Regions from separate parts of the Homo sapiens genome. Here regions 2 and 3 are each linked to region 1. Evidence: chromatin contacts called from ENCODE Hi-C or POLR2A ChIA-PET data. All regions are on one chromosome and are shown on one strand. The core of a region is the stretch at or near the end of the contact, and the rest is flanking DNA. Distances in the headings are between cores, read along the strand shown. Region 1 has its middle 180 kb from the start of JARID2-DT. Region 2 overlaps JARID2 (jumonji and AT-rich interaction domain containing 2). Region 3 overlaps JARID2 (jumonji and AT-rich interaction domain containing 2).

Region 1 (3,894 bases), core at 1,042-3,541:
ACGAGGTCAGGAGATCGAGACCATCCAGGCTAACACAGTGAAACCCCGTCTCTACTAAAAATACAAAAAATTAGCCGGGTGTGGTGGTGGGCGCCTGTTGTCCCAGCTACTTGGGAGGCTGAGGCAGGAGAATGGCGTGAACCCCGGAGGCGGAGCTTGCTTGCAGTGAGCCAAGATTGCGCCACTGCACTCCAGCCTGGGCAAAAGAGTGAGACTCCGCCTCAAAAAAAAAAAAAAAAGAATTTTCTAAGATTTACCAGCATTTACCAGATTTACCAGAATTTTCTAGATTTACCGTCAGTTAGGTTTTTCTATTGGGGTTGGATTCCACTTGTCTTTTAAGAAACATATAAGTCGGATGAGATTTGATAAAATTATTAAGTACTTGGCCAGGTGTGAGCCCATTCACTATCAACTGTCACGAGAACAGCATGAGGGTGACCTCCCCCATGATCCAATCACCTCCCACCAGGTCCCTTCCTCGACACGTGGGTTTTACAATTCAAGATGAGATTTGGGTGAGGACACAAAGCCAAACCATATCACAAGCATTTGCAATAAAATTCCAACTAAAACAGAGACACTGAAATCTACAGGTAAAGGTCTTTCTTCTGTGAGTGCCAAGAAAGTAGGGTTCTGCAATTCTTGGGTGGATTTAGGAAATGCTTCATGGAAAAAAAATGACACCAAGGCCAAGTCTTAGAAAATGTGAGCAAGACAATTCACCTATTTCCCCATTTCAGGAGTTCACTATGGCAGGGTGACGCTAGGGCTTGGATGGACCCAATGAGATGTTCTTGAACACCAGATTTAGCTTTAAAATTCAAGGTTTCCTGAGTAGAAATCCCATTAGGGTAGAGCCCAGCAGTCTGAGTTATAGCCGGACTGTAACAGAGAGTGGATGGAGAAAGATTAATTAAGGCAGTTGGGTTTGAAAGGACAAATGAATCTGACATAGCAACATGACAAATGTGTGTGAGCCCAACACTAATTAGCAATAAAAAAAAATACTTATCTTCTAAATACACAAAGCACATATTTTCAGTGACAACTCATTCTACTCCTAATCCCCACATAAACATGTAGGTCAAAGAATGCCTGGGTCAAATTGGTGCTTTCATCCCCTGCATCCACATGGGCGTCACCAACCAGCCCTCGAGTGAGGGGAAGATAGTCCATCTGGGCCCATTTGGAGAAAATGCTCATTTGCCAAAAGGCAGATTTACTCTAAGGACCACCCCTCCACTCATAAAGCTCTCTGCAAATGTGCAAAGAATTTAAAGGCAAGCTAGTATTTATATACTTACTCCTCTGCATTTTTGCCCTTTCAATTTTAAGGTAGAATGGCTTGTTTCATCCCTCTTTTGGAGACCAAAGAGTTTATACTTAATCTGGACTGAACTAAACAGGCCTTCTTCTGGGAAAAGGGCTGAGGGAGTCCCCAGCTCTGGGTCTATTCAATCAGTTAATGAATTAATTATTCAGGGATTCTTCTCTGTCACTGTGAGGTTGTGTGTGTTGGTTCTTCCTCAGGAAGGACCTCCCTTACCACCTTAACACAGTCAATAACCCCTCGCCCACATTCTCTGCTCCTAATCCTGTTTTATTTTTCTTCATAGCATTTATCATTTCCTAACTTTATAGTGTAAATATATTTTTTTGATTCCTATCTTCTCCTCTATTATGAAAGCTCCCGTTGATGGAGACTTTGAGAGTTTTATTTAATTCTGTCAACCCAGTGCATAGAATAATGCTTGGCACGTGATAGGCACTCAATAAATACTTGCAAAATGAGTGAGTGAATGAACGAACGAATGAATGAAGTCGAATAAATGAGGCTGAGACTGCTTAAAGATCATCCCAGGCCAATCCCCTCACTGTTGAGAACTAAGTGCAATGGTGGTCTCCTAAAGGAGGTTCTTCTGGGAGGATCCACCCCTCATTGTGTGGGGAGGTACTAGCCCACGGCTAGAGTGTCAGATAAACATAAGAAAAATTAAATAGAGGGTGAAGCTCTCAGCGGCTTGGAAGAGTGTCCTATAAATAGGGAGGAGGAAGAAGGCCTTGGAGGGTAGGGATGACTCAGCCAGCTTTGTCAGGACATGATTTTCAACTTTCCACCCACGGACACTTTGGGTTGGTTAGAGAATTATTGCTAAATCCTGACAACGTGTGCCTACAGTGTGATTTCTGTTCTCTTTCTCTCCGTTCCCCTCTCACTGACCCTTTTCTCTCAACCGCCATGCGCAATGTTTCTGGGAAGTCTGTGAGGAATCCGCCATCAAGAACCTGTAAGCTGCTGCAGTTAAACTTTGAATGCGGTCCGTTCCCAGCGTCATTTCCCCTTCCCTTTCCTGCAGGCCCTGGTCTCTGTTGGTCATTGAGGGTCAACGCCAGGACTGAGGTATATGATACAGAGGAAGCCGATCAGCCTATTCCTTTCCCCTAGCCAGAGACTGGATTAGGTCAACAAGCAGACATTGCTGGGGACTTCAGGAAGGAAGTTTCCTAGTCTTTGAGTGACTCCTTTGTCAACACATATCAACAGGGAGCATGTAGTCCAGGAGTTACCGGCAGCCATCTTGTGACCCTGAGATGAGCGGGGATGGAGCAGAGCCACCAAAGGCAGAGAGGAGAGAATGAGAGAAACAGGATCTTCGGAGACATCCCTGAGCTACAAGAAGCCTGCCCTAGCTCTGGGTTTTCCAGTAGATGCAAGCCAATATATTCCACCCATCCATTCATTCATTCATTCATTCATTTCTTTCTTTAGAGAGGGAGTCTCACTCTCCTGCCCAGGCTGGAGTGCAGTGGCGCGATCTCGGCTCACTGCAAGTTCTTCTCCTCGGTTCAAGCGATTCTCCTGCCTCAGCCTCCTGAGTAGCTGGGATTACAGGCTCCCGCCACCATGCCCAGCTAATTTTTTTGTATTTTTTTGTATTTTTTTTTTTTTTGAGACAGAGTCTCGCTCTGTCGCCCAGGCTGGAGTGCAGTGGAGCGATCTCGGCTCACTGCAAGCTCCACCTCCCGGGTTCACACCATTCTCCTGCCTCAGCCTCCCGAGTAGCTGGGACTATAGGTGCCCGACACCGTGCCCAGATAATTTTTTTGTATTTTTAGTAGAGACGGGGTTTCACCGTGTTAGCCAGGATGGTCTTGATCTCCTGACCTCGTGATCCGCCCGTCTCGGCCCCCCAAAGTGCTGGGATTACAGGCATGAGCCACCGTGCCCGGCCCCATTTTTCTGTATTTTTAATAGAGATGGGGATTCACTGTGTTAGCCAGGATGGTCTCGATCTCCTGACCTCATGATCCACCAGCCTTGGCCTCCCAAAGTGCTGGGATTATAGGCATGAGCCACTGCGCCCAGCTCATTCATTTCTTTATTTAGCAACAGATTCTTGCTCAGTCGCCCAGGCTGGAATGCAGCGATGTCGGCTCACTGCAGCCTCCACCTCCTGGGTTCAAGCAGTTCTCCCACCTCAGCTGCCCCAGTAGCTGGGACTACAGGCATACACCACCACGCCTGGCTAATTTTTGTATTTTTAGTAGAGATGGGGTTTCACCATGTTGGCCAGGTTGGTCTTGAACTCCTGGCCTCAGGTGATGCGCCTGCTTTGGCCTCCCAAAGTGTTGGAATTACAGGCTTGAGCCACCGTGCCTGTTTATGTTCCATTTATTGTGTAAATCAATTTGAGCTGTTGTTAAAACTGAAAGCTGCCTAACTGATACACTGGTTCTGATTCTTTTTCCCAACTTAAGGTGAATTAAAGGAGTTTGTCTCTTTTTTGTTAAGTTTAATATATTTCATTTCAAATGTCACTATATATATTTGAGGCCACATTGGAAATATGGACTCTAATAGTACAATACCCCCTTGTTGAGCCAACTTTA
Region 2 (3,894 bases), core at 1,018-3,517, 410 kb after region 1:
ATCAGTTGAGTTAATCCCATGTATACTAGTGCAGTTGTACTGGGGTTGCTAACTCCTTTGTTTTCCAGAGTGTTTGAGCTTGATTTAGAGACATTGGATTCACATGCTGATTTTTCTCATGGATTCAGTTTTTAATGTTAAGAATCATCATCTGCATGGATCTTAGGTATGTGCAGGGGCAGTGACTATCTGGCAGCATGTTACATGGAGCATATGAAAGAAGGGGATGGAATGAGGGTGAAGGGATAGGCTGAGCTCTCACCTAAAGGAGGGCATAATGATTCTACATTGACCACTGTCATTGCCACTAGGAGTCAAGGAAAGTGTAACTATCTATAGATACATATCTCTGTGCATTTACACAGATGAACTTCTGAGTTTCAAAAATCTTAGGAGATTCTACTTTTTCATTTTTTATTGTTTAAAATTTAAAATTTTATTTAAAAATTTTTTTAATTTTAAAATTAAAAATTTAATGCCTGTTAATTCAGATATTTCCAGGAACAGTGTTGGGATTTTTTTGTCCCCTCATGAATTTTGATGTCTCTCGGTGAGGGGCTGGTAGGATAGTGTGAATCCTGGCTCCAGGCTGGGAAGACTAGGTGGAATGAGTGGTCTTGGGTAAGCACCGACACACCCACCTCCTACTGCTGTTTCTGAGTTGTGCCCTTGCCCTCCTTGCTGTCCCTCTTCCGCCCTGTCTCTTCTGTCATCCTTTCTTTTACAATAGAGTCACAGCATCAGATAGAGGAGCTGCAGGAAGCATACCCAAACCAGCTGAGCTTAGTAAGGGGACTAACTTCACTGAAATGTACAAACCTTTCTGTGCTTCCTTTTCTGAGACTTGTAGATAACCAAACTGAAAGGCCTTTCTCACATCCCTGAGCAGCTGGCTTATAATTTTAATTAGATTGATGTCATCTGTGATTAGGCCTGCCCCCAACCTCCAAGTGTCTACCATTTTGATTATGTCGTATTTGAATTGTGAATGGGTTTTCTTTGATTTCAACCCAGCAGAGTCCCAGAACTACCATCTTGGGAGAAGCCATGGGGCTGTGCAGTCTGTTTGCCTGCACCTGAACTTCAGGGGAAGTTTGGTGGGGGGATTGTTGCAGGCCCAAGAGACCTGTATTTAGATCTGTCCAGACTGCAGTCCTTCTTGCTGTCCCATTCTGTTGTCCAGAGTCACCAGCCATTTCCCTGTTCAGTCTGTGTTAGGCCTGCCCGTTCCTGAGCAGGCACTCACTTCCTGGGCATGTCCCTCTGCAATTTAATTCATTGCTCTTCAGCAGCGTCATAGGGAAGTTTGAATCTTATTTAGTCTGAGGTTTTCTTTCTATTGCTATGCCTGGGCATTTTTTAGATCTTAACCTGGTCAGAAAAATTCCATTTCCTGTGCAAGTCAAAGAGACAAGCACGAAACCAACTCCACTAGAATTTTTCCTACAGAATTTGTGAGTTTTTAGCAAATGTGAATACCCGTGTTAGGAAAGATTTCATATTTACATGTTCCCGAAATTGCTGTATTTGTGGAGGATTTGGAGAGAGCTCAAACTCATTTTATTGTGATAAGTGCTGAAACATAATCATAGAATCTTTGCCATGTTAACAGTGGTGAATGATATTAACCATTTATGGAGTTACCTTTTCTCTCCTAAATCAAATAAGATTAACTTCTGTATAAATGAGAAAAATGTAAGCCCCTGTGCTGACGTAAGCGCTCTGAAAGATAGCACAGATGAACACGGCAATAGGATCTACCCACAAGGAGCTAATGGGAGATGATGTCTCCTGGCACATCTGTCAGAAACGTCAGAAGACATTCAGGTCTTTACGTGTGTTTCTCCTGATGAAACAGGTTTCAGTGTCTCATTCATCTTTGTCATTCCCTGTCACTTGGTGATGCTACCTGGGTGACTTGTCTCCCTTGTCTTCTGATGTGCGTGCCCCCCCCCCCCCCCCGCTTTGTGTCCTGCCACCCACCTCACACCCATATACCAAGGTCCTTAAGAGGGGGGTGGTGTGATCGTTGGGGCTCCATTAAGACATTTTGTAGTTTTTGTGTATATTTATGGGTTTTATGTATTTGTTGTCCCTTTGTAGGCATCCGAGTACCAAGTCTTTTGTGAAGTCATATGAAAAGAAAAAATCCCCACAAGCCACTACCTGGGATATAGGTCTCTGCAGAGTCCTTCCTGCTGTTGCCACATGGCTTGAATGGCCTTGGAAGCCAAAGAGTAACAATCCACAGGATGTCAGTGCTTCCTTATGACGCCAGTGGAGGGAATGGAATAAAGCCAGCTTAGTAATATACAGGCCACTTGGAATGCTCCTCCGATTTCAAATGACCCGGGGGAACATGGTGGTTTCGTGAAACCAAAGTCAGCTTTGAAGAAAGCTAATGTCAGCCTCAGGTTCAGGCAGTACTGTAGAAGAACACTGAGCTCTCAGTAGCTGGCTAGCTGTGCTGCCTTCCCCAGTCTATTTCACATCCGCTTTTATATCAAGGCAGATGACAAGGAAACAAACTGACGTCAGTTTATTAAAGGAAACACTTGTGATATTGGGAGTAATCCCTCAGGCAAGAGGTGCTAATTGAACCTAAGAGTATTTCTGAAGTTACTATTTTCAACAGTAGAGAAGGAAATTATTGATCATCTCATCCAAAATTGATAAAAACCTAAGTGTAGCAGTCTTTCAAAATTAAATATTCTCAGCTGTGGAATATTCTCATGCCCAACATTGCTACTTCCTCAACCATTTCTAGATGATTAAAATTACACTGTAATGCCATGTTGCTCAATATGCATATTTGTTGTCATTTTTGTCTGTTCATTTCTTAGGAATGTCTTTGCCACCATCGAACAGTCATCAGGAACTTAGTTGCATGCCTTTTTTTTTTTTTTTTTAGCTACTCGTTAGCTTGTGTGTTCTTGGGCAAGGTATTTACTTAGCTTCTCTGATTCTTAATTTCTACTTCTGTGAAATCAGCATGATAGAGTAGATTAGCATTAATTTGTCCAGTCATTGATTCATTTATATCCCAGCATAAGGAAACAATGAGGCTGTATCATGGGCAGCAGTAGAGCCATTCAGATCTCTAATGGTGGATGCCAGCCATTGTTATATGTTCAAGGAAAATGACATTTCCAAGATCACTATTCAGCTGGGTGAAGGTTCCCAACTAAAATTTTGTCCCTGTAATCCATTCTTCTTTCCCTGAGATAATAGTGACTTGTCCAGATTAAAACTTTTATATCCCACCGTGTCTTCAACCCCATTTACATTGCTATCTATACTTTGTTTTCTTCATTCTTTTATAACCCTTAGGAAAACTGGTGTACTGTTGCATCCTCCAAGCAAAGGCTGAGTTGCTGAAAGTCAGTAATAATCCCGGTTGACACCAGTCGTTTACACAAGAATCCTCCAAGTGGTCAGACTGCTGGGATCACCTAGAGCTTTGTTTTCATGTGTAATAAATACAGATCAAATGTTGGCAACAGTTCCCATGGCAGCTAAAAGTTCTTTCCTGCAAAATTTCACTGAGGTCCATTTCTCTGTAAGTTTAGAGCGGAATTCCTAGAAATTTCTTATAATGGGATTTCATTATGAGTATCCATCAGTCATCAAAGGGAGTATTTATTTAAATGTGACATAATATAAAATGAAACAGATCTTCCTATAGAGGGTTCCTTGCAATAAAAAGGCAATCAGGCACCAGTGCCTTGCAAATCTAATGAAGCTTGGAGCTCTGCAGGTGCAGGTGCTGTCAGAAAAGAGGTTAGCAATTTTCTGAACCTGAAGAAGGCCTCTTCTGAACTGCAGACAGAGGAAAGAGTCCTGGAGAGCACCACATCTCAGGCCACATCAGGTGCTGTGGAACTGCCAGGGAGG
Region 3 (3,894 bases), core at 776-3,275, 270 kb after region 1:
CCTTCCAGCAGATGCCCTTTGAATTTGGGCCCAGTAAGGCCCAGTTACCCTTCTCCCTACAGGACTTAAAGCAAATTAAGGAGGATCTTGGCAAGTTTTCAGATGACCCTGATAAGATATATAGAGGCTTTTCAGAATTTCACTAAAATATTTGAACTCTCCTGGAGAGAGGTTATGTTACTTTTGAATTAAGACCTTGACGAACACTGAGAAGCAGGCTGCTCTGCAAGCAGCAGAGAGATTTGGGGATGAGCTTTACGTCACATACAGCATCAGGGAAGGGGGCAAACATTATCCAACTGGAAGAGCAGTACTAATGGATGACCTTAAATGGGATCCCAGTGACGAGGTGGAAGACGGGAAGCGGAGACACTTTCAGGTGTGCATAATGGAAGGCTTACCTAGAACTAGGACCGGGCCTCTCAATTATACTAAGTTGTCCATGATTGACCAGGGATTTGGAGAAAATCCCACTGCCTCCCTGGAAAGGCTAAGAGAGGCCTTAGTAAAGCACACCTCCCTATCTCCTGATTCAGCCAAGGGACAGCTAATCCTAAAGGATAAATATATTACTCAGGCAGCCCCTGATATCAGGAGGAAGTTGCAAAAACTGGCCCTGGGACCAGAAATTACATTAGAGGACCTCTGGAAAGTGGCTACCTCAGTCTCTTATAAAAAAGAGAGAAGATGCAGGTATTCCCAGGGTGCACCTCTTAACTGCTAAAGATAGGGCAAGAACAGTTATCTCTCCCGCCCCACCCGCCCTGCTTTTTTTTTTTTCCTTAAGAGAGTTTCGCTCTTGTTACCCAGGCCGGAGTGCAATGGTGCGATCTCGGCTCACCGCAACCTCTGCCTCCTGGGTTCAAGCGATTCTCCTGCCTCAGCCTCCTGAGTAGCTGGGATTACAGGCATGTGCCTCCACACCCAGCTAATTTTGTATTTTTAGTGGAGACAGGGTTTCACCATGTTGGTCAGGCTGGTCTCGAACTCCCAACCTCAGGTGATGTGCCCTCGTCGGCCTCCCAAAGTGGTGGGATTACAGGCGTGAGCCACCATGCCTGGCCCAGTTAGCTCTCTTCTAAAGTTTATCTGCTCCCATACAAGGTTTCATTTCTTTCACCAGGGAGAAAAAACTCAGAGGACAATGTTGCTGTTAGTATATTTCACTTCTTATCTCTATGATCTTTGGCATTAATTTTTTTTTTTTGAATTGGAGTCTTGCCTTGCTGCCCAGGCTGCAGTGCAGTGGTGTGATCTTGTCTCACTGCAACCTCTGACTCCCGGGTTCATGCAATTCTCCCACCTCAGCCTCCTCAGTAGCTGGGATTACAGGTGCATGCCACCATGCCCGACTGACATTTGTATTTTTGTCCACTGCACCCGGCCTCAGATGCCATGTTCTAATGGGCTGTGTCTATAAAGTTATTAAAGAACAAGGGCCAAGTAATTTGGGGTGCCTTTGAAGTGCTGAGCATGGCCTTTCCAATTTGTGTGCACCTTCTTTCATTCTTACTTTACAAATGAAGGAAGCTGATGTCCAGTGAGGTCATACAGCAGGTACAATAATGGGCTGATTTCTGAGCCTGATTCTCAATCTGTGACTTGTGCGACATCATTGTACTTTTGATACTTTGTCATTAGTTGGGTGTGGATTTTACTACCTGGGAGTAGTTATGAACAACCAGTTTGGTGCTAATGAAAAGTAGTTGTGATTCCTTGACTAGATATGCCAACCTTCAGGTTTATAAAGACTACTCTCATCTTGCTTTGGCTGGTCTTTGTAGTGGATGGATATTGGAGAAACCCATGAGGTGATATATATGAAACAATATATTGGGGCAGACTTTTATTCATTCATTCCTAGGACTTAGGAGCCCTGCTGGTGTTCTGTATTGTGCCCCATTTATAGCCATGATGGTAGAGTTAGATTTATGAAGCTGAGGCCGTGATCTTTATTTCAATCCTACTTGGTCGTTTGCTGGTCAGAAATGTGTCTCGTTCCTCTTTAGTGGGAAAAATGTGAGTGTGAATGTAAGATAGTTTTAGATAACACTCAGTTGGCCTTATGACCTATCTGAAGTCCTGAAGTCAGCTATGGGATTACGATGTTTGCCTCCAAGCTGTGTCTTGGGAAGGGATGAGTCTTTCTCTGCATAGTAATTTAAACCTGGTCAAAGACCTGACCACCTCGAAGCAGGAAGCGGTGCTAATACACTTTCTATATCCAAGGACAGTTATCTCTTTTAAAAAGAAGTGAAACAAAAGAGACTGTATTCAAAAGGAAGTCTTTTCTTTTATACCCACGCTCTCCTTCCTGCCCATGTGATGTTAGAAAAAGTGTTATTTTCACTGTTACATAAAATTTTTTGATGGGTTCTTCTGTGCAGTTTTGAGATGTTTCCTAGCTGATGGAAAAGTATAAAAAATTCATGCAGAAATAATGCCTGCTGCCCAGCCCATTTTTTCTTGCTTCATGTACCTACTGTTTACATAAATGTTTTTCCCTCCCATATGTTCTTTTTTACTCTTCCACATTTGAGTGGAAGATATTTAAAAAGTTTTCTTATGTATACTTATGATTTTACTTGGAAACAGCAAATGTAAGGTCTAGAAGCAGAGGGGCTTTCAGCTTCTCTGCAACACACAGGAAAGTAGACAAAGTTTCTAGGGCAGGCCCCAGCCTCCAGGGTAAGATAGGCATGTGCCAGCAACCTTGCCTACCCGTCATGACCCTGCCATATTATAGGTACTGAGTCATGCTTCAACAAGGCTTCCCACACTTCATTGACTGGACCTTCTGTTTTGTCATCAGAATAATTTATATTTGTATATAAAATTTCTTGGTGGGGGGTAATACTGTACTCTAGCAGTGACTGAAGAGGTGCCAAGTAAGTTTGCCACCTATTGTGGGTTTAGTCTTTATTGTTAGTAAATGGCAAAGAGAAATCGATGAAAGGCAGAGTTTAGAGTAGTGCCCGCTTAAGGGCAAGATGACATAGTATCTGCATTGATAGACTCAATAAATGTTTAAACAAATGAAATGACATAGTTTAATATTATGGGAGGGTGTGTGATACTGATCATGACTCAAACTGTAGAAAGAAGAGTGAATATTCTTTCATTATTTCAATCCTATTTAAGTCCTGTTGAGTACAGTTCCATACCCTATTTTGTATTTGATTTACAAGAGCAATATATTTTTATCTTAGAACATTTGGGCTTTCTGCTAAAATAAAAAGGGGGGGGACAGCATTTATACCACACAGTGATAATTATTACCATTTTGTGGTATCCATTTTTCTTTTCTTTTTCTTCACCAAGTTGGGTAAAACATCGAGAAACAAAACAGAAACAATCCCCGGAGCAGCATTGCACATGCTCAGTCTCTCAAAGTCTGGCTTTTAAATAATTTTCTGCATCTTTCCTTGTAATTGGGTGGAGAATGTTCCACTGGGCAGCTGAGTTGAATCGCCACAATCTCTCCACTTGGCCTCTGTGCGACTTACTGTAAACATCTATTGTCTCCCAGGCAGTATGCAGTGTGATCCCTCTCCCCACCCATTGTGCCCATTTAGCCTCTGGGACTACCCCCACAAGGGTGGAAACCTGGGGCAGAGCAGACACTAAATACTGTCCAACTAGGGTGGTTGGATGCTCCAGGTTTGTCAGCCCAGTCACTGTCCTGCATTGCCTCCTAGAATTTATTAGCACCTACCTAGCATTGGGGTATCTAATTCAAACTAATTAGAATTAGTTTGATCTAATTCTGTGCTGTTGAAAGTAACAAAGTAGTGAGCTTAGTGCACCTTCATAATTAACTCCTTATGATAAAAAGGAGTGAATTGCTTATTCAGAATATACACATTTTTAATGGGGGGTATTCTATTAAGTTCT

The links. Hi-C counts contacts between places; a loop is a spot of excess contacts on that map. ChIA-PET counts read pairs that join two places held with the same protein, here RNA polymerase II (POLR2A).
Region 2: a map of IMR-90 shows a loop between it and region 1 (2.6-fold over the local background). The contact joins two enhancer-like sites. A Hi-C loop is called at or near these places in 2 of 168 maps with a recorded cell type or tissue (IMR-90 and left cardiac atrium) and 1 of 37 single-sample maps with no recorded cell type.
Region 3: a loop to region 1 is called in a map of vagina, with 7 times the contacts of the local background. The contact joins two enhancer-like sites. A Hi-C loop is called at or near these places in 1 of 168 maps with a recorded cell type or tissue (vagina). POLR2A ChIA-PET finds 5 or more read pairs at or near these places in 3 of 52 experiments (B cell, PC-9 and activated T-cell).

What each region holds. Positions count from the first base shown.
Region 1 is chr6:15,064,745-15,068,638 of GRCh38, forward strand. No RefSeq gene overlaps it. Among named protein-coding and RNA genes, the nearest start is that of JARID2-DT, 180 kb to the right of the region's middle. RefSeq lists an enhancer at 1,504-2,703. Within about 2 kb of position 2,292, at least 15 of the 41 ENCODE cell types and tissues checked have a DNase peak (open chromatin) inside an H3K27ac peak, as active enhancers do; they include IMR-90, where a contact is called at or near this core.
Region 2 is chr6:15,471,569-15,475,462 of GRCh38, forward strand. The region is part of intron 5 of JARID2 (jumonji and AT-rich interaction domain containing 2); the gene reads left to right. Among named protein-coding and RNA genes, the nearest start is that of DTNBP1-AS1, 73 kb to the right of the region's middle. RefSeq lists an enhancer at 1,869-3,068. Within about 2 kb of position 2,268, at least 7 of the 41 ENCODE cell types and tissues checked have a DNase peak (open chromatin) inside an H3K27ac peak, as active enhancers do; they include IMR-90, where a contact is called at or near this core.
Region 3 is chr6:15,338,771-15,342,664 of GRCh38, forward strand. The region is part of intron 1 of JARID2 (jumonji and AT-rich interaction domain containing 2); the gene reads left to right. Among named protein-coding and RNA genes, the nearest start is that of JARID2-AS1, 92 kb to the left of the region's middle. Within about 2 kb of position 2,026, at least 5 of the 41 ENCODE cell types and tissues checked have a DNase peak (open chromatin) inside an H3K27ac peak, as active enhancers do.